Regions from separate parts of the Homo sapiens genome. Here region 2 is linked to region 1. The links are chromatin loops, found by intact Hi-C in ENCODE. Cell type or tissue: endothelial cell of umbilical vein. All regions are shown on one strand.

The links. A loop is a pair of places that touch in the nucleus more often than their neighbours do. Peaks named below come from ENCODE experiments on the same cell type or tissue, not always from the same donor. Only the 100,000 strongest peaks of a DNase experiment are listed, where the experiment ranks them.
Region 2: it touches region 1 in a loop (5-fold over the local background); 26 of 110 quality-filtered maps call a loop at or near these places.

What each region holds. Positions count from the first base shown.
Region 1 is chr9:135,600,297-135,608,296 of GRCh38, reverse strand. No RefSeq gene overlaps it. Among named protein-coding and RNA genes, the nearest start is that of LINC01502, 29 kb to the right of the region's middle. In endothelial cell of umbilical vein, CTCF peaks have their summits at 4,246 (motif pointing left) and 5,410 (motif pointing left); DNase peaks (open chromatin) are centred at 4,206 and 5,406; H3K27me3 peaks cover 650 bases.
Region 2 is chr9:136,280,639-136,288,638 of GRCh38, reverse strand. CCDC187 (coiled-coil domain containing 187) reads left to right here. Exons shown (of 26, transcript NM_001378188.1): 8 at 1,944-2,554; 9 at 3,033-3,126; 10 at 6,976-7,088. LOC124902308 (a long non-coding RNA gene) reads right to left here and starts at 5,396. Exons shown (of 2, transcript XR_007061862.1): 1 at 5,233-5,396; 2 at 1,319-1,815. RefSeq lists a silencer at 4,799-4,858. In endothelial cell of umbilical vein, a CTCF peak has its summit at 4,725 (motif pointing right); a DNase peak (open chromatin) is centred at 4,758.

The DNA of each region.
Region 1 (8,000 bases):
AGTGTGCTGTGGGGTGGCAGGGTTCCAGGACAGGCCTCGGGAACATCGGCTGCCCCCACACACCCTGCCCCCAGAACCCCTGGAGCACCTCCTGCTCAGGATGGAAGTCTGGCTGTCATACCGCAGGGCTCAGGCCAGGCCCAGCCCCATGCTGCGGGGCCACAGCCTCATCGTCCCTGATTATGGCCATTTGGGGACATGGGGCTGCGGGGACATGGGGCTGCAGGGTGGATAAATGGCTTCGCCCAGGTGCTTCTATGCGCTGCTTCAGAGGCAGGGTGGCCCAAAGAGAATAGGCCCAGGCTCCTCACCCACCAGCTCCCTCCCCACCTTGCACCACCCGCCGGAATCAAAACATGTGGCGAGCCAGGGCCTTCCAGACGCTGCCAGCCTCGGGTGACATCAGCTTCTGCTGATAAGGTCAGGCGGGGTCTCGGGGCTGGGCTGCCCTCACGGGACTGGGATGGGCCTGGGAGAGATCTAGACCAGGGCACACCTGAGGGCCCTGAAATCTCAGCCCCACTGCGGGTCGCTTGGTGGGGGTTCTCCATGTTTCTCTGGGAAGAGGCCATGGCTTTCCCTAGACTCCCAAGAGCCTGTGGCCACCACGAGCTTAAGAACCACTGGAGATGAGGCCGTACTTTTGCCCCTGGGGCCTTGGACCCTGTCTCCCAGTCTCCACGCGCAAGCAGCTTCCAGCTGCTTTGGGGACATAGAATGGCTGTCACCACGTGGGTGAGCTGGGTCTCTGGACCATGGCAGCCGGACAGGTGGGGCAGTGGCTGTCAGGGGAGCTGAGCAGAGGCCTTGTTGTGTCCCCACAATGGCTGCCTGGGGGGCTCTGGCAGCCCTCCTGCTACTCTGACCTGTGTGCACACATGTGCGCCTGTGAGCACGCGTGCCTGAGCCTGTGCGTGTGCATGAGTGTGAGCACACGCGTGTGATGCATGTCCACAGACACATTTCTGTTTGTGTGACCGTGAGTACGCGTTTCCTTCTGTGCACGAGAGGAAACTCGAGATTCTCTGGATGTTGTGGGAATGTTCACATTCTCCTCAGAAAGCCACACGCTTGTTCCCAGAAGCAACCTTGATAAAGGTCAGCAAAGTGCTCAGGGGCCTGGCCGAGAGCTGAGGGTGGGGCTGGGCCGACAGAACCAGGCCTTGCACGGTCTGTGGTACCACAAAGGGCTGAGTGTGAAATCAGACTTTACCCATCAGATCCCAGACACTGAAGCAAGGGGGCTTTCGGAGTAGAGAAAAGGCGGGAAGGAGGAGAGCGACTGCGTTCATCTGAAGGATAAATGGGAGGAAAGGCCCAGAAACCTGGTGATGCAGGCGGACAGCAGAGTGGCAGGTGGCAGCTCTGTAGACATCAGCTCACCTGGCACACACCGCGTGCACCTCCAGGATGGGGAGAGATGGCCACGCGTGAGGTCCATAGAGGCTTCTGGAACTTGCAGCGCAGCTGGGGCCCCACACAGAGCTACCCAGGTGGGGGTGGGGCTGTGACAGCTGTCCGCCTTTCTGAGTGGGGCGAGGTGACAGGAGTAGTCAGAAACAGTGTTCCAGAGGTGGGAACAGCATGTGTGAGGGACCCAGCGGAGCCAGCGACAGCCCAGCCCCCTACTCGAGCGAGCCCCGCCGGGGTGGGTCCCAGAGGCCCAGGGCTCTGGGGGCTCAGTGAAGGTGGGTGGTGCTCCATGAAGTCACCAAGTGGCTAGGCCAGGCCCCGTGAGCTCCTGGCCCATGGGCAGAAGCCAGGCTCACCTGCGTGGTGGGAGTAGTTGCTGGATACAGCTGGGTTTGCATTTCACAGGCCCCTGTCGGCGTGGTAAGGGGCCTTCTGCAGGCCAGGGTCCCAGTGGAGGAGGAGAAGACCGGACCCGTGCCTGCCTGTGGGGTGGCAGCCGCAGCCAGTCCCTGAAGCCCCACTGCTCTGCTGTGGGCTATTCCTGCCCCACCCCATCTGCACACCTTCCTGGCCAGCTGGGAGCCGTTCCACGGGGACCCTGTGAGGCTGCCACCTCCAGCCTCAGAACGGTGACCCCCTTGTGGCCTGGAGAGAACACATGTTCACTGAAAACAACTAGCAGGCTGGGCGCGGTGGCTCACACCTGTAATCCCAGCACTTTGGGAGGTTGAGGCAGGCCGATCACTTGACGTCAGGAGTTCGAGACCAGCCTGGCCAACATGGTGAAACCCCGTCTCTACTAAAAATACAAAAATTAGCCAGGTGTGGTGGGCGACTGTAATCCCAGCTACACCTGTAATCCCAGCTACTCAGGAGGCTGAGGCAGAAGAATAGCTTGAACCTGGGAGGCAGAGGCTGCAGTGAGCCGAGATCGTGCCACTGCACTTCAGCCTGGGCGACAGAGCGAGACTCCATCCCCCCAGAAAAAAAATTACATAGTGATGGGGTCTCCCTGTTTTGCCCAGGCTAGTCTTTGACCCCTTGGCTGAAGCGATCCTCCCGCTTCAGCTTCCCAAATAGCCAGGATGTCAGGTGTGAGCCCCCATGCCCAGCCTATGCCATCAGGTCCTGCCTCTTCCACCCAGGGAATCCCACGGGGACAGGGGGAGGGCAGAGGGGAAACAGGCTCTGAGCAGAGGGAGCCAGGTCCACTCATCAAGGAGCGGCAGGCCCAACAGTTGCCAATCACCCTCCCCTGCCACACTGATGTCCCAGCCAACACGGCCACCGGCGACCCTGAGACACGAGAGCTGATCAGGAGCCACTGGCCTGCATCCCAGGTGTGAAGGATAGGAGCCAGCATGGCCCAGGCAGTGTTGGGGACACCCATGGCCCCCTGGGGACCCCACTATCACTCACCAAGGCCAGGCTGGTGGGTCAGAGATGGAGGTCACCTGGGAGACAGTCAGGGCCCAAGCCTGGCCACATGGGCAGAAAGCCCGAGAAGCGTCGGGTGTCAGGTGCCCCAGATTCTGCAGATTCTCCCTTTGGACGTTTCCACCCAAACATGCCGCGTGGAAGCTGCCTCCATCCAGGCAGCGGGCCTTGGCGGTGCTCCAGGAACCTGCTCTTCCATAGCAAACAGGCCTGAAAACCCAGGCCAGAACTCCTTTTTGAAAACAAGTGGGAAAAAATAAACAAACTGAAAAGAATTCTGCTGAGACAGCGAGCAAAGCACTGGGACGTGCCGGCCACCCCCGAAAGGCACGGGAAGGGAGCCGGGACCCCAGTGTGCAGGTCACCCCGGAAGGAACCAGAAGGGAGGCGGGACCTGGGACCGACAGGATTCTCCTTCAAGACCTCCTGCCTTGCAGGTGTGCTTGGCAGTTCTCTCCCTCCCCTCTCCCTCCCTCCCTGCTTCCCTCCTTTCCTCCTTCCTCATTAGCAAGTCAGCAACACTCTGGAGGCTGAGACCCACCTGGCCGCTGTATGCTCTGGGCCTGCTGGGGGCTGAGGCTGAGGTGCCCTATGTCCGCCATCCCTCTTGCCCCGAACGCCCCCTTGGCCTGCTGGTTGTCATGGTCATGACGCCCACCTGTGTCCAAGGGTGAAGCTGCTTTCTTCAATGCACCATCACGGACATGGGGAGGCCAGTGCTGTGGCAGCGTTTCCAAATTAGCTTGACCCACAGGCACAGGGCACCCCCGGGAACCCCTACCAAACGCCCCCACCTCATGAGGAGTGTGTCCCCCATGCACGGCCAGGGGTGCGCTTTGGGATCTCAGAGGTATCCCCACGGAGGCACCCCAGGCCCTTGCGGGGTCTGAGCGTGCTGTGGTGGACAGGTGCAGCGGGCGGGAGGCAACCGTGTGAGTCTCAGCTTCTCGGCCTCTGAGCCGGGCTCGCCGTGCACAGCTCACACGGTGATGGTCTCTGTGCCTTGGTGGGCGGGTCAATGGACCCAGCGAACATCCGGCTCAACGGTGACAGCAAAGCCTACCTCGGAAGAATCCGGTTTAGGAAGAATCTGCGACTCTTAGGCTGCAGAGTGAGGGTGGGTGGCTCAGGCACAGCAGGTGTCTCAGAACGAGGGTTAGGGCCACAGAAAGACTCCCTGGTAGAAGTCCACCTGGTCCACTCGGTGGGGCTTCCGAGTCTTGCCCGACAGTTGCTGTCCTCCAGGGCTGTCATAAACGCAGATGAAAGCAGGATGGCTGGACTTCTTGGGTCACATTTTCCACCAATATTTCTGTAAAATTTGGCCCGATTTTTCCCAGGGCCCTTCCACGCACTCAGAGGACTCGGGCGCCACCAAGTGGCCATCGTGGGGACGTCAACGGCCGGGGTCGCACATCCTCCGGTGAGGCGAATTTTGTATGAGTTAAATCCTTCGGGATTCAAGGTGACAAACTCCTCGGGGGCTGCCTGTGGGCTCGGCATCCATTCTGTCCACGCTCCAGCCCCGGGAGCTCCAGCTGCCTGCAATGTTGGACTTGCTTCTAATTTGTCACTGCATTCCCTGCTCTTCTATAGGGATCAGCACCAGGGTTAGAAAACCTCTGAAGGCCGAGGCAAGTGGATCACCTGAGCTCAGGAGTTCGAGACCAGCCTGGCCAACATGGTGAAACCCCATCTCTACTAAAAGTATGAAAACTAGCTGGGCGTGGTGGCACACACGTATAGTCCCAACTACTCGGGAGGCTGAGACAGGAGAGTTGCTTGAACCTGGGAGGCAGAGGTTGCACTGAGCTGAGATCCTGCCTCCAACCTGGGTGACGAGAGTGAAACTCGGTCTCAAAAAAAAAAAAAAATTAAAATAAAGAAAGAAAGAAAGAAAGAAAGAAAGAACCCCCCTGGACTTGTGCAGCGGAATTAAGTTGCGAAAACCCTGGAGGCAGATCTGCCATCCGTGGAGGGGGTAACTCGGAACCCATCAGCAGGGTGCATGCTGACCTGTGAGATTTGGGATGCCACATGGCCCCCGAGCCTGGGAAAGAGGCAGCCCCAGGGGGAGGGTGTCCAGAGGCTGCGGAATCTATGGCTAATCATCTATGCAGTTGTTTAGGGATAGGGGTCGATGGGGGAGAAAACCATGCTGAGGCCTAGCGGAGCCGGGGTCACGTCAGGCTGGAGTGGGGCGGCTGTCCCAGGTCACGGGGGTCCCTGTCAGGGGAGGGGGAGCACAGTGGTTAGGGGAGCAGCTGTGACAGTTACGTGAGATGGGACAATCAGCATTTCCAGGGTGCTGCGGCGGCTGCCAGAGCAGGACTGGGTGATGATTTGGGGAAACAAGGCTCTTCCCTTATGAGGGACCCATGGAGTCAGCGGCAGGGTGGGGACACTGTTGGGAGTGGCCATGTCCACTGCTGTCCTGAACACATCCTGAAAGACCAGCGCGACCTGGGGAAGGCACCCACGCCTGCGCCCCACGCTGCCCCACGAGGGTAATGACACAACACAGGACTCAAAGGCCACCCCATAGATTACAAAGCAGCGTCCTTCCTGTTCGCCCTCTGGTGGGCGGGTGTTGCATTGCAGTTTTAATTTACGTTTTTCCTGATGAATAACCATGTTAATTAAACATTTTAATGTTTTTTTTTTTTGTTTGTTTGAGACAGAGTCTCGCTCTTGTCACCCAGGCTGGAGTGCAATGGCACGATCTCGGCTCACCGCAACCTTCACCTCCTGAGTTCAAGCGATTCTCCTGCCTCAGCCTCCCGAGTAGCTGGAATTACAGGTGCCCGCCACCACGCCCAGGTTTTTTTGTTTGTTTGTTTGTTTTTTTGTATTTTTTTTAGTAGAGACAGGGTTTCGCCGTGTTGGCCAGGCTGGTCTCGAACTCCTGAGCTCAGTTGATCCACTCACCTTGGCCTCCCAAAGTGTTGGGATTACAGGCATGAGCCACCGTGCTGGGCCAGCATTTTCATATTCTTTTGTGTGCGTGTATGTGTGTGTAGGCATGGGGTCTTGCTATGTTGCCCAGGCTGGTCTCAAATTCCTGGGCTCAAGCAATCCTCCAGCTTCGGCCTCCCAAAGCACTGGGATTACAAGCGTGAGCCACCTGCCCAGCCCATTTTTTCTTTTTGCCGTTTAGGCTAAGGTTCTGTTCGAGATGCTTGTCAGTTTTCAGTGGCGTTGCCTTTCCTTTCCATTCTGGATGGAAATCCTCTCTTGGACAAATCCTCTCGGTGAACAACTGCTCTGTGGGTTGCCTTTTCGCCCTGTTAATTGGGTCTTAATCACTACATAATCCAATTTACCTAAACTTTTCTTTCATGGTGGGCTGTTTTGGAGCCTGGTTTAAGAAATCTTTGCAGACCCCCAGGCCACAAAGATGTTCTGTGTTTTCCTCTGAAGCCTTACTGCCTGGTGCGTCTGGAATTGATTTTTGCATATGGTGTGTGTGGGGGTTTCAAAACGCATCTTCCAAGGCCGGGTGCGGTGGCTCACACCTGTAATCCCAGCACTTTGGGAGGCCAAGGCAGGCGGATCATTTGAGGTCAGGAGTTCGAGACCAGCCTGGTAGACACGGTGAAACCCTGTCTCCACTAAAAATACAAAAAAATTAGCTGGGTGTGGTGGCGCATGCCTGTAATCCCAGCTACTCAGGAGGCCCAGGCAGGAGAGTTGCTTGAACTCGGGAGATGGAGGTTGCAGTGAGCTGAGAGTGTACCACTGCACACTCCAGTCTGAGCAACAGAACAAGATTCTGTCTCAAAAAAACAAAAACAACAAAAAACTGCATCTTCTTCACGCTTCCCTAAGTGATGCCACACCATTAACAGAGAATTTCTTAGCCCCCCACCCCACCCCCCAGCTCTGCCTTCGTCATTGATCTGGAGCTGTGTGGAGTCTGTTTGTGAGCCTCTTTTCTGTTCCATTGATCAAGTTGCCAATCCTTGTGTGACATCACACTGTCTGCATTACTGTAGCTTTATAATATGCCTTCATTTTTATTTCTTTATCTTTTAAATTTTCTTTTGAGAGGGAGTCTCGCTCTGTCACCCAGACTGGAGTGCAGTGGTACGATCTCAACTCACTGCAGCCTCCGCCTCCTGGGTTCAAGCAATTCTCCTGCCTCAGCCTCCCAAGTAGCTGGGACTACAGGCATATACCACCACTCCCAGCTAATTTTTGTATTATTGTGGAGACAGGGCTTCACCATGTTGGCCAGGCTGGTCTCGAACTCCCGACCTCAGTCGATCTGCCTGCCTCAGCCTCCCAAAGTGCTGGGATTACAGATGTGAGCCACCGCACCTGGCTCATTTTTATTTATTTTGAATGTTGTCCTTACTATTCTTGCTCCTTTGCAATCACAATTGAATTTTTTAAATGAGCTTCTCCATTTCTACACACAAAAAAACCACTGCGTTCAATGCAATCAGGATTGCATTGAATTTACAGATTAATTTGGAGAGAATTGATGTATTGGCAACATTGAACCTTCCAATCCATGGATATGGTATATTTCTCCATTCAGAGCTTCTTTAATTTCTCCTAATAGTGTTGCCTATTTTTTCAGTTTAGAAGTCTTGCATCTCTTTCTTTGCCCTTTAAAAAGTCAGATTTAGTGAGGATGCTAGTAAAATTCTCCCTTTTTAGTGTACAGCTCTACGAGTTTTGACAAATGCACACATAGTCATGGAACCACACTATAATCATGATACAGAACAGCTCCATCCCCCTCCAAATTTCTCTCATGCCCCTTTGCGGTCAACCCTGCTAAACCACGCCCTGAACACTGCTAATGTGACCTTTTGTGTATGAATTTCATTCACTCTGCATGATGCTTTTGAGAATATCCTTCCTGTTGCCTGCAGCAGTTTTTTCCTGGTGACTCTTTCCATTCACTAGTTCATGGACATTTGGATTGCTTCCAGTTGGGGGCAATTATCAATTAAGCTGCCTGCTACAAGTGTTCATGTACAAGTCTTTGAGTGAACATACGTCTTCATTTGATTTGGCAAAATACGTAGGAGTGGGACTGCTGAGTAGGGTGGCAAGTATGTGAATTGGAAATGAAAAACACTGCTGATCTCTTTCCAAAGCAGTAGTATGATGTAGTTTAGATGTTTGTCCTCTCCAAA
Region 2 (8,000 bases), 680 kb before region 1:
TCCAGCCTGGCTCTCGCCCAGGAAGGGCTGTGGAAGGCCCCAGCTTCAGGCCAGTGGCAAACACTCTCTGGCCTGGCCTCACGCTAGGCACCTGTGAGGAGCTCACGGCCAGGCCTCCTGCATGCCCTGGGTTCCAGCGGGCAGGGGGAGCTGGCTCAGAGGCCAGGGAGGGGCTCCCACCCACCAGAGCGTCCCACCCTGGACTCCCTCAGGGCTGCCCCTGGCGTATCTTTGGCAGCTGGTATTGGGGGCTTCAGGCTGGCCCCTGGGAGCTCAGCTCCCACCCCTCTCTGCAGGACCCGACCCCTCCCTCTGGCTCCTTTTGGCTCCATTTTGTCTTGAAGGCACTCGTTTTGGGATTCTTTCCCGGGAGTCTGGGTCACAGGGCAGCCCAGGGGCTGCATCTGTCAATGTCCAGTAAGACAAGGACGCAGGTCCTGAGTATGCCGCTGGGTGAGCATCCCATGCTGGCCCCGCCATGCCACCCCCTTCCCAAGGGCAGCCCCTCCCCCACTGGCCACCGTCGGGCTCCGTTTGCTTGACAGCCTCCCGAGTAGCTGGGACTCGTCGTCTCGGGCAGCTGCAGGGCCTCATCTCACTTCATCATGTCCTTGTCCTTTTTTTTCCCCACCTAAAAAATTATAGCTGGGCATGGTGGCTCCCACCTGTAATCCCAGCACTTTGGGAGGCTGAGGTGGGAGGATTGCTTGAGGCCAGGAGTTTGAGACCGGCCTGGACAACATAGTGAGACCCTATCTCTATTTTCTCCAGAACTCTTCATCTTCCCAAACTGACACTCTGTCCCCATGAAACACTAACTCTCCATCTCCTCCCCAGCCCTTGGCAGCCACCATTCTACTTCCTGTCTCTATGGATTTGCCTGTCCCAGGACCCTCACGTGAGCAGGAACACGCCATGCTTGTCCTTTTTGTTACTGAAACACCAGGGGTTTGGTCTCAGTCTTGCTGCTTGCCACACAGAAGGCCAATCGCGGAGACAATGAGTATTGCCAGGGAAGAGGCTTTAATTGGGTGCCGCAGCCGAGGAGGTGGGGGCTCAGTCTCAAATCCAACTCCCTGACTGACTAAAGTTGGGGTCTTGCGTATCAGGGAAGGAATGCAGCTCCGTGCAGGAAACGGGAACTAGGGAAGGGTAAGGAAGCAAGCGTGATGAACGAGGACTCTGGCGTCTCATTGTCCAGTTGCGGTGATCTGGTGCGTTTCAGCTCCTTGATTCTATGTGGGAGGCCTGATGGTAGGTTTCCTGAGAAAGGAACTCAGGTAAGACAAATGAAACTTTCTCACATGTTAAGACCGGCCAGGCTCATTTCTATGTTTATTCAAAAGAAACCATGAACGTGAGTTCCAGGGGACCATCGGGCCAGTTTCATTTTGTGGCTGGCTGACTTATTCTACCAAGGGTGATGTTGTAGCCTGCGTCGGAATGTCCTTCCATTTCAGGGCTGAATACTATTCCGCCGTGTCGGTGGACCTCATTTTGCTTCTCCGTTCGTCCCTCGATGGACACTGGGTGGTTTCCACCTTTTGGCTGTTGTGAATAAGGCTGCTGTGAACATGGGTGATGTCTTTGAGACTCTGACTTCAGCTCTTCTGGGTGCGTGGCCAGAGGCAGACTTGCCAGACCCGTGGTTGTTCTATGTTTGACCAAACTGCCTCTGGCCACAGCAGGACGGTTTTACACCCCACCGGCAGTGCCCGGGATCCAGTTCCTCTGCCCCCTCGCTCACGCCTGGCCCTGTTCTTTGCGGCAGCTGTGTGGTCTGTTGTGTGGATACCGTCACCGCTTCCCTGGTCCCTGCGGACAGACACTGGGTCCGTCACAGACGCTGCTGTGACGCTCACACCTGCAAAACACGCGTGCTTTCCGTGCCCTGCTGGGGCGACCGAGCCTGAGCTGATCTGTCCACGTCTCTCTTCCTGCAGCTTCTGCCTGTGTTTGAACAGAGCCTGGAACCATGCTGAGACCCTAGATCCCCCAGGGATGGGGGGCCCCCAAGATGGCCGGGATGCCCCCGTGCTGCTGTCAGCTTCACCCTCTCTGGGATCCCTGGAGCTCCAGGACCTGACCACCCGCTACCTACCCCGGGGGATGTGCATCTACCTGGACCCAAAGGAGGCTGAGCACCTGGGCACTTCCAGCTCCCTGCACCTCCGGCATAAGCAGGCGCAGCTGCAGGCGCTAGAGACCACAGCCAAAGTCCTCAAGCAGCGGGTCGATAGCCTCACCGCCAAGCTGCAGGGTGCCGAAGCGCTGGACACCGTCAGGGACCCAGCTGTGGGCCTGCTGCGCTCGTGCCCCCACAGCCTACCTGCCGCCCCCACGCTCGCCACCCCCACGCTTGCCACCCCAGCCTGCCCTGGAGCCTTGGGGCCCAACTGGGGCAGAGGGGCACCTGGGGAGTGGGTGAGCATGCAGCCCCAGCCCCTTCTGCCCCCGACCTACTTCCTGGACGGCGAGACACTGTCGTGGGGCCCCAGCTGGGAGCAACAGCAGAGTGTGAGCCCGAGGGCCCACTGCGAGAGCAAGCCCCGAGGTAGGCCGGCACCCGGGACACGGTGACCGCTGGGTGGCCAGGGGGTCCTGTGGGCTGGGAGGAATGGGGACCCCATTTTCTCTCTGAGCCTTGGTTTCCTTTCTGGAAAGGGGGCTAGGAGGACAACAGTCCAGGGGGTCTGAGCAGCATAGTGTACGTGGGCTTTCCCACGTGGCATGTGGTGTGTGTGGGCTCATCCTTGTGGGATGTGTGAGCTCTCCTGTGTGGCACATGGCACCCGCAGCAGCTATTGCTCCTGTCTTGTTCTCTGGCCAGAAGGGTGAGGCCGCTCCAGTGGCTCCTTCCCTGCTGCCTCCCTGCCCTTCCTCCAGCAGAGAGGCCTGAGGGCCAGGGAGGCTGCCACACCCCCACCCCTGTCAGGTGTGTCTCAGGCTCCTCTCCTGCTGTGATGGCTTGGGTCCCCCGTCCCGTGCTCCCGGCTGACCAGGGAGTGAAGCCAGGTGCCCTCTTCTCCAAGGTTTTCCAGAGGAGGGACACGTGGACGTGAAACCAGACAAAAGGCTGCAGAGAGGCGTGGCCCCCTTCCAGGCCCTCAGCCCCTCTGCGGGGAGGTAAGACCACCTGCCCACCTGCCCACCTGCCCACCTGCCCACCTGCCCGCCTGCCCACCTGCCCACCTGCCCACCTGCCCACCTGCCCGCCCACGCTCACGGGCTGCCTCTCACTTCACCCCCATGTGTCCCCGTCATGCTGGTCCAGAGGCTGCGGCCAGGGACCCGGAGCAGGTGGTGCTGGCTCGGACGCTGGCCGGGGCAGGGAAGCCCCGCGTCAGACACTCCCCCCACGAATGCCCCCTGAACTGGCTGCGGGCCTCGGGGACGCCACTGGTGCAGCTCCCTCTTGCCTGCTGCTCCAGACTGAGTGCAGGGACAGTGACTCGGGTGGTCCTTGCCATCCGGGCCCGGCGACCCCACCTGAGCTCTCAGGGCTGCCTGTCCATGGAGCCTCACACACCTGGCTCCCATCCCCAGCACGGGCTGCAGCCTCCTCTGGGGCCATGTCACACAGGTACATCTGAAGCCCCTTCCCGGGGACACTGTGCCTGTCCCGCGCCCCCAGGCCCCTCTCAGCCCAACTCCCTCCCCCTGGGGGAGCATCTGCCCTACCCCAGCGCCTGCAGCCCCAGTGAGCCCCAGGCTGAAGCGGAGCCCAGCAGGCTTGGTCCATGGGGGCTTTGCAGGTGGAAACTGAGTTAGATGCTCGTGACAGAGGTTGCAGTGCACGAGGCGGCCGCTCCCTCCCGAGCACCTAAGCCTCAGCAGCAGCTGTGGCCTTGAGTCCCTCCTGGGGATTTGTGAACACGTTTGGATCTCCTCTCCTGAAAAAACCCCCTCCACACCTGCCCCCCACCAAAAATCTTCCTCCGAGCCCACCACCTGCCCAGCCGGCCTCTCGCTCTTGCTGGTGTGGGCCGGGATCCCTGTCCAGGGCCTCCTGGCCAGCAGTGCCCTCCTGGTCCCCGCGGCTCCCTGCACACCGCATACTGCCAGGCGTTCTTGGGCCACTCCCGGCCACTCTCACCCCTCTGTCCTTGACGGAAGCACCCTGGATGAGGGACCCCGGCCTGACCTGAGCAGCTGCTTCCCAGGCAGCCCCGGAACCCGGGCTCGAAAACTCAGCACCACGGGCGGGGCAAGCAGGAGGCCAGGCCGGCGGCGGTCTCTCGGGAAAGCTCTGTGCACCCTCAATGCGTGGCCAGGTCCACCAGGGACACCTAGACGTGGGCTCCCCAGACATCAGGGCCTGGGTCATGCCACCCACCTCCACCAAGCTGTCTTCTGCTGGGTGGCCGAGGGCATGAGGGCAGACACCACGTGTAGCCCTAGGGTGGCAGTGGGCACTGCAGCAGAGGGGCTGTTGCCCAGAGTCCACATGTGGGGGAAGGAGGCGCCCTCTCCCGAAGCCCAGCCTTCCCTCCTTTCCCTGCCCCTCCCCTCCCCTCTCCTCCTGCTGGGACATTTCCTGGCCCGAGGTCTCCCCTGCCCATCCTTCCTAGGAAACCCCACCAGCTTCCTCTCCTGAAGCCCCCTTTGCCCTCAGGGGATGGCGGGCTTGGTGCCTGCGCCAGGGCCTTTGGGTTGTGCCCCATCTCACTCCCAACCCCACCTGCTGCCCAGGCCCAGTCCGGCCCATGGAACTGAGCCATTGTGACCAGAAGAGGGCAGCATCGGGCCAGACCTCGCCTCTGTCGCCTGCAATGCCCAGGACGACTTCTGCCCAGCCCTTGAGAAGGGGTGGGAGGCAGAGGCGGAGGCAGTGAGAATTTTTGAAAAGGTTAATTTCAGTGCCCCGGGCTCCCGGGGGACCAGCTAGATCTGTCCCCAGGGCCAGACCCAGGCTGAGGTCTCAGCGTTCCTGGCACAGCCTGGGTGCAGCCAGAGGGGCAGAGGTGCGGCCAGGGCTCCCTGTGGCAATGGCACCCAGACATTCCCATCAGGGCTGGGCACTGGACTGTGCCCTCCACCCCCACAGCCCTGCCGAGGCGGCAGAGAGACAGCAGGAGGCGGAATCATATTCATGAACCGTGGCCCGGAGGGACCCGGGCTGGTGGAGAGCAGGGATTAGGGAGAGGCTCAGAGGCTCGCTGGGCCCTGCCAAGGCTTCCGCCGCTGCTCGGGCAGCCAGGAAAGGGGCCTGGCCTGTCCGTTGCCACTCACCACTTGAGGGGCTGGAGCTTCAGGGCTGGCGCACACAGCCTCTGCTGGTTCCACCTGCTGCCATCTGGTGCGTTTCCCACGCTGAGCCTCTCGGGTGCCCCAGATCCCGGCCGCCTCTCAGACTGGTTTCTTTTTTGTTTTGTTTTGTTTTTATTTTTGAGATGGAGTCTTGCTCTGTCGCCGAGGCTGGAGTGCAATGGCTTGATCTCAGCTTGCTGCAACCTCCGCCTCCCAAGTTCAAGCGATTCTCCCGCCTCAGCCTCCCCAGCAGCTGGGATTACAGGCACCCGCCACCACGCCCAGCTAATTTTTGTATTTTTAGTAGAGACGGGGTTTCACCATATTGGCCAGGCTGGTCTCGAACTCCTGACCTTGTGATCTGCCCACCTCAGCCTCCCAAAGTGCTGGGATTACAGGCGTGAGCCACTGTGCCCGGCCTCAGACTGATTTCTGAGTTGGGGTGAGTCTGTCCCCTCTGTCCCATGGGAGCCCAGCACTCAGTGGTGGAGGCACTGGGGCTTCTAGCCACCCAGCCCGGGTTCCAGAACACTTCTCCAGGCCTGTGCTCCCAGGTGCCATGCAGCCCCTCACGGCCTGGGCACACGTCCAGCTCCCCTGCAGCACCAGGAATGCGGGCGGGGGTTGGGAGGTGGGTCACCACCATGACCAGACCCTGCACAGCTCCTGCCCACAGCAGGTGTGAGACAAACACCTGTGGGCCCTGCGGGCTGCTGAGGGAGGGCGTGTCTACCCCCTGCCTAACAACCCCTGGGCCACAGGTGTGGGCAGCATCTTCAGCCACTCCAGTGGGTTCTGGGTCACTGTGTACCAGGAAGCACAGATGGGGGCCCTGATAAGAAATGCGAAGTGAGGTGAGCCGTGCTCACAGATGCAGGCTCAGCACATGCCCCGCCCACATGCCCCGGATGCAGGCTCAGCACATGCTCCGCCCACAAACCCGTCTCTCTGTGCACCCCAAAGACCCCTCATCCCAGTAGCACTGCCTCCCCGTGCCTGGTAGCTCTCCCTCACCACTTGGCCACCTCTGGGAGAAAGGTCAGTGGCCACACCTGGCTCCTGGCTCTGTCAGCCTTGCGTGCTGGCCAGCTTGAGTGGGGGCAGGTGTGTGGGTCCAGTTGTACCTGCCTCCATGGTCACAGCCCGGGTGCTCCCCAGATAGGTTGCCCTGCAGTCTCCAGTGCCAGCCTTGAGCAGTGGGGTGAGGGTCACAGCTGATGCGTGACCCCGTTCCGCTCTGGGCCTGGTGGGCAGTGCCCTTAGTAGATGGTAGAGATGGTCCCGATGACCACGCTGGCTGGGAAGACTCTGATCTTGGCCCTGGGGACCAACGGTGGCCACGGAAGCTGACCGTGCACACCCCTGTTCCCCCTGGGGTCCGAGTGCAGAGCTCCGAGCAGCCAGGCTTGGCGCCAACGCTTCCCAGATGTGGGCTGGTGGCTTCACCTCAGCCCACGCCACCACGCTGGGACGCATGCTCAGGCCCCACCCACTCACCCCTGCCTCCCGCTCACCCCTGCCTCCTGGCTCCCAGGCCTCAGGCCCTTCCCCCGCCAGGCTTTTGGCCCTTGGGTCCCACCCTGGGCACACTGTTGGGGGTCTGAGAGCTGCTCCAGGCCACGGGAGCCCAGGTTCCTGCTCAATGAGGGGCTGTCCCCCGGATCTCCCTGCCTCCTGTCTCCTCCACGGGCCTGGCCCTGCCACACGTGTGCCTGTGTCTTCCAGCTCATATGCGGGCCCAGCCACGCTGCACCCTATCTGGGGCTCCCTGGGACTGGAGGAGACGCCGTCGGTCGGAGGGGCAGATTCTGTGGCGCCCTGCACCCCCCGGAGCTGCGGTAAGGGCGACCCTGCGGACAGGCCCTGGGCTGGCTGGTCGGGTGGCCGGGGCATCCACCGAGAACACCTTCCACTGCCTAGCACTCGAGCTTGGCCCTACGGGGTAGAGAAATCCTTTTCCACGTGGAGAGCATCCACGCCTCGTTATTAAAGGTTTTAGAGGCTTTCGGGACCCTCTGCGTGCTCTGTGCTCACCACACCTGCAGTGATGGGCCCTCGGTGGATGAGACCCACGTGCTTATTTCATGACAGCCATGCCCCGTGCCGCTGTGCCCAGCCCACCTCCTAGGGCGCTTCCTTACAGTCCCATCAGCTCGGATTCGACTTTTTCTTCTGCTACTGAGTGTTTTCATCCGGGGTTTCCAACGAGCAGTGCCCACTGCCTGGTGCCCAAGGGACCCAGCAGCTGCTGAAGCCCTGGGCTTGAGGGCCTCGTGCTGGCGTGGGCTGCGCTGTAGGACCCTCCTGGCTGGGGGGCTTGGCAGGGCAGCTGGAGGGGCTGGTGCAGCCATGGGAACTGAGTGTGGACTCAGAAGTGGGGGACCCCCGTTTGCCGCTTCATCATTGTCTGTTGATTTTCTTCAAAAGAACAGGTTTTGAGCATTGGAGTAAAACACATTCATGTCTGGCTGGGGGAGAGATGGTGGGAGGGTGCATTCTGAGTGAATGGGGGCCCCCATCCAACCCCTAACCCTGGACCACCACCCCAGAGCAGCCCCAGATACAACCTGCACCCTCCTTGGCTGGCAGCGGGGAGGCCTGAGGAAGGCCTGGGGGAGTGGGCGGAGCCCCAGGTGTTCCTGCTGCAGGGCCAGTGCCAGGGGGAGGAGAAGGGTTCCAGTCCTGGTCTGGGTTCAAAGCCTTGGGCTGGAGCCCTCCTGGAGTCTGCTTCCCGGCTGTGGGGCTTGGGA